Linked DNA regions of Homo sapiens: region 1 is linked to region 2. The links are chromatin loops, found by intact Hi-C in ENCODE. Cell type or tissue: IMR-90. All regions are shown on one strand.

Region 1 (2,500 bases), 73 kb before region 2:
AGCTCCCTCTTAAATCCCATCTACTGCTCACCTGTCTCCCTGTCTTTTTCGCAAATGAAGTTATTGACGTCTTCACATTGGAAATCGTTCCACTGCCCAGCATAAATCAACCCAGCACAGTCTTCTCCTGGCCCATGGCCATGACCCCAGTTATCCGGCTGTCCAGCTTTCCAATTTCTTTTAGCAAAACAGAAATTGAATGTTATTTGCACAGTAATGCAGAGCTTTTCTTTACTCAAGAGCAGCAGAGAATATAAAAAAACAAAATTGAAGCATGTCATTTATCCTGGAATGAAAATGCAGTTTAAAAATCAGTACATGCTCTTATTCAGAGAAAGGAGCAGCTGTTTTGCAGAGTAATGCATAATGCGGCATCTCCCTGCGCGCTTGTGATCTTTGCTACCATGAACCAAACTCACTAGGCTGGTTCATCAGAATGCAGAGGGAGCGAATCTTGCTTTGGGACAGTTAGATGAATAACTTTCTAATGTGTACTGGAATGCTGACTTCTGGGCATGAGTGTATATATGTGTGTGAATATCTATTCATTATGAGGACATGATACACACACACACACACACACACGCACACATGATCTTGTGAGAACCCAGAGGGACCTTGTACATTTCAATATCTTGCCTCTAACAAGTCCAAGAGCCAGGAAGAGAAAGTGAAAGACTTTTGATATACATTTACAAGAACCTACAATTACAAATAACTGGTTATGATTGTCTGGGTGAGTTGTAGAAGGTTGATTGCTTTAGAAAGAAATAGTAACTTAATCTTACTGAAAATGACTCCTACATTTCACTCCCTTTTTTGGGAGAGAGATTCTTAAAAACAAGTTTTCTTTAGGATGAGTTCACATGGGGCTTCTTAACTTGGATGCTGCTGCTCAGAACAGCACCTTGCCATGGATAACAGTTCTTGATTACGTTTCCACGAATAAATCAGGTGTGCTTCCAGACTCACCCCTTGAAGGTTCAATCTTGTCTAAGAAGCAGATTCATGCACAGAAGCTTGTGGCTGCTGCCTGAGAGGACAAGCCTGCCTCATGTGGAGGGTCTGGAAGAACATCTGCAGCGGAGGGTGCTTCCTATAAACAATGACTCATTACCGCACTGGCCACAGGGTGTCCTCGGGTCACCCGAGGAGACAGCCTGTATGGCCCTGTATCTTTGGACAATAACACCCGCAAAACCAGAGGCAGCGGGAAAGGACAGTTGAAGTTTAGTCAAAGGGTGGGGACAGGGTAGAACTGACTCCCCCACACCAAATGTGTATTTTGGGATTTAAAAAAAATGAGTATGAAGGCCGGGCGTAGTGGCTCATGCCTGTAATCCCAGCGTTTTGGGGGGCTGAGGCAGATGGATCACCTGAGGTCAGGAGTTCGAGACCAGCCTGGCCAACATGGCGAAACCCTGTCTCTACTAAAAATACAAAAATTAGCTGGGCATGGTGGCAGGCACCTGTAGTCCCAGCTACTTGGGAGGCTGAAGCAGGAGAATTGCTTGAATCCAGGAGGTGGAGGTTTGCAGTGAGCCAAGATCATGCCACTGCACTCCAGCCTGGGTGACAGAGCGAGGCTCCATCTCAAAAATACATATATATATATACATTGAGTGGCCTCAATTAAATAAACCTAGTGATGAAAGAGAATTCAGAGGAAACCATCGATTGGTGAGAGTAAAAATGGGATGCTACTTAGAAGGGAGAGTTAGAAAATAGTCTCACTCACTCACTCACACCAGGCATCCATAGCACTCCTGCTATGAGCCAGGTATCATCTGGGTGATGGCAACATAGCAGTGCAGAGAAGAGACAAAGTCCCAACTCTTACAGCTTACATAACAGATGAGTCACAATGAGTTCAAAATCTCAGCCTGTGACAATCTCAGCCTGACGCCAGATAGAGATGAAGTTGGAAAGAAAAGTAGTTTACTTTCACATTTGGTTTTTTGTGTAACTCTTTTCACCTTGTGAGATTCTTCTGGAGATGTCAACAATGCCTGAGCAGTTTAATCTTGTGGACATACATTTCGTTCATTTCTGCCAGTAATATGGGGGGTTTGATTCCATTTTTGTTTATAAAATTTGAGATCTATGATTCCTGAATGTATAATGATAGGATATTTGATATTCTTGACTTCTCAGTTAATTGGGAAATTATATAAATATGACTTCTTTGGGCTTAGAAGTCCTGCTTAATATTTTCCCCTTGCGTTTCCTTTTAAGTCATTTTAAGTTAAATAAATAAAAAGGATGTATCAACCAGGCAGAGAAATAACTGAGTGATAAGAAAGGAGATAATCTTTATCGCCTTTCTCCATTTGTTTTTCCAGGTCACTGGAATTCTTCACATACAGTACTCAAGGCTTTCCTTAGGACTAAAAGCAGAATGCAGTTCTGTGGCCATAAGCGGAGGTGACTGCAGTAGGCCAGAATGGGTGGAAAGTGGGTAGCCTGAAGCCAGACTGAAGGGACAATTTATTCTGTGGGC
Region 2 (2,500 bases):
AAGAAGCTGAGGCCCTTTCGAAAATACTGACTTGGCCAAGGCTCCATAATGAGTTGTCCGCAGAAGCGCCACTTGACTCCCAAGCCTACTGTTCTTCCCATGACACCATGCCAGCTGCCTCTTGGTAGTGATCAAACAGAAACTAAGTACAAATAATGAGAAGCTTCTGGGAGAATACACCAGTCCACTTGTTTCCATGTTGATGCCAACTCAGTAAAAACAAAACAAAACAAAACAAAAAAAACACCTGGTATTGAAGTCCTAATGGACTCAGTTAAAGGTTTGAGCAAGTGATTAATGAGTACAGTGATAGGAATTAGAGGTTGCAAAGAGATGTTGTATCTTCAAGCTTGGCATCTGGGACTGGTTCTGCCAAACACTCTGGGAAAGCCTAACATCTGTTGATCCAGTTGCTGGAAGGAGACAAGGTGAATGAAAGCCAAGTGTGGAAGAATGCAGCAGAAATTTAGGACTCAGACCTCACGCTCTGCTGATGAATGTGTTATGTATGTTGCTTGGCAACTGGCACATGGCATGCATCAGCAAAGACACTCAGGGCTTTTGCAGTTGAGCTGGGAGGGCACAGGGCCCTCCAAACTGCACATTTAGTTGAGAGTGTTATGAGGAAGGCAAGAGAGTTGGTGCCTTGTAGTTTTAATTCTGGCACAACAGACCCTCTCATCCCATTTTTGGGAGGCCAGGCATACTCAGCACAGGGGACAGGCTCTTGAGAGAGTGTACTAACTCAACCCCTGCGAGCACTGGACCTTTTGGAGTTTCTGATGGCCTTTTCAAACGATAGAAACAGGGATAATAATCCTTCCCAGAAAAATGTGAGGTTAAAAGTTTAATCTGAGTTCACAGCTCATGCATTCCAAGAGGGTACTGTACTTGGGGAAATTACTCACCTAGAGTTTATATAAGTTCCGAGGCGATTAGAGTCAGCCGACAAATTGGAACCAGAGCACGTTTACATTTGAGACTTAAAATGTAGATTCCTCTTACGGAAAGAAAGAAGTGGGGAAAATGTCACCCATCACCCAATGTTTCTTGTTAAAAGACCAGGTCCCATTAGGTGTCAGTCCATTGACTCAAAGAGTGTAGAAGATGCCAATCCCCAATTCCCCCCATCCATCCTCTTGAAAAGCACATGTCACATCTGCTTGCTATCAGCATTTATCTCGCAGCGTGCGTCTGACTCATTTGGAAAATTCAAAGCACATGTTTATTCCTGCTGTGGACCCAGCCATTACTGTGCAATTTACAGGCCCTGTGCGACCCAGAGCACACAATGTGGTGGAGAGCGCTGCCAAGGAGCTGCCCCAGGCTCTTGGTGCTGCTAGGTTTGATTACTTTGCTATCAGCTTTGTAAATGGAGATGGCACCCCTCAGCCTCTAGTGAGCTCTCCTGTCACTTCCTAGCCTGAGTCACAAAGAACCCTTTCCTTCTTTGCCAGTTGGGGAAGGGGAGGATCCCAACACCGGTGTGTTTGGGAGAGTGGCAGCAGGTAATGAGTAAGAAGTACAGGGCTCCTGAGTTTCTGCAAACAAACAGCATTTGTGCAACAACTCAAAAAGTCCTGGTCACAAAACAAAACTGATGTGCTTTTTCTCCAAATCCCTGCAGTCTCAGAGCCTGGTAATTGCAAACATTTTCACATCAGCTCCTCTCCACCATCCAATCTGACTCCAAGTGGCTTCTCTAACAACACCGAATCTACTAGCCAGGACTTACACAACCTACTAACCTACTCAGTGGCTTCTCCAATAACATGTACTGATTTCATCAGGGCCTACAGAAGCCATATTATGGGTTGAAAAGTAAAAATTCATCCAATTTAGGGTTTTCTCCACTGAATCTCTTTTTCTGGTTTTGGCTCTATTCTGCCAAAATTTACCACAAGGCCCTGGCCAAGGCCAGTCAACATAGATGTCTTTGTGTGAGTTAGAAAAACGTGTCCCCTCCAGATGGACCAGCCCTTCTGGAAGCCTTTCTGCAAAGCAAAACCTGCACAACTGACAACTGAATGCAGCCGCCTTGGCAAGAGCTCATAGGCCTTTTCTTTCCAGAAACCTTGAAAAGTGACGAGAACTCTAAGGTTTGTTTGCCTTAACTGGGAAAGGCCACACTTGGATGATTAAATGCAAGAGGCCAAAAGCTTGAGTCAAAACCCACTCTCCACCTTTGCCTGTGTTCTCAATGTTGGACTGCACTGAGGGCAGGTTGGAGAGGCCAGCCTGGGTGATGTACACCACCCAGGTCCCACGAATGCATCTCCTACCACCATCTGTCAAGTGACCTGGAATGCCCAGTCAGCTCTGGAACCAGATCTTGGATGGACCTTGTTGCTTTGTTGAGTTTGTGTCTACTTTCCCTGGATCCTTCCTTAGTTCTGTGTATCTATAGAAAGACAAGGAGATTTCCTGTCCTTCTGATTTGTACAGTATGTCCTCCAAGTTCTTTCCCTCTTATCCGTGGCTTCTATCATCCATTCAGACT

Evidence for each region. A loop is a pair of places that touch in the nucleus more often than their neighbours do. Peaks named below come from ENCODE experiments on the same cell type or tissue, not always from the same donor. Only the 100,000 strongest peaks of a DNase experiment are listed, where the experiment ranks them.
Region 1: it touches region 2 in a loop (4-fold over the local background); 2 of 110 quality-filtered maps call a loop at or near these places.

The regions. Positions count from the first base shown.
Region 1 is chr18:321,631-324,130 of GRCh38, forward strand. It overlaps COLEC12 (collectin subfamily member 12), which reads right to left. Exons shown (of 10, transcript NM_130386.3): 9 at 32-177. Among named protein-coding and RNA genes, the nearest start is that of THOC1, 55 kb to the left of the region's middle. In IMR-90, a CTCF peak has its summit at 1,051; a DNase peak (open chromatin) is centred at 1,091; H3K27me3 peaks cover 630 bases.
Region 2 is chr18:394,703-397,202 of GRCh38, forward strand. The region is part of intron 2 of COLEC12 (collectin subfamily member 12); the gene reads right to left. The region is part of intron 1 of LOC107985155 (a long non-coding RNA gene); the gene reads left to right. Among named protein-coding and RNA genes, the nearest start is that of COLEC12, 100 kb to the right of the region's middle. RefSeq lists an enhancer at 1-509. In IMR-90, no CTCF peak of the experiment used is centred here; DNase peaks (open chromatin) are centred at 509, 939 and 1,219; H3K27ac peaks cover 1,000 bases.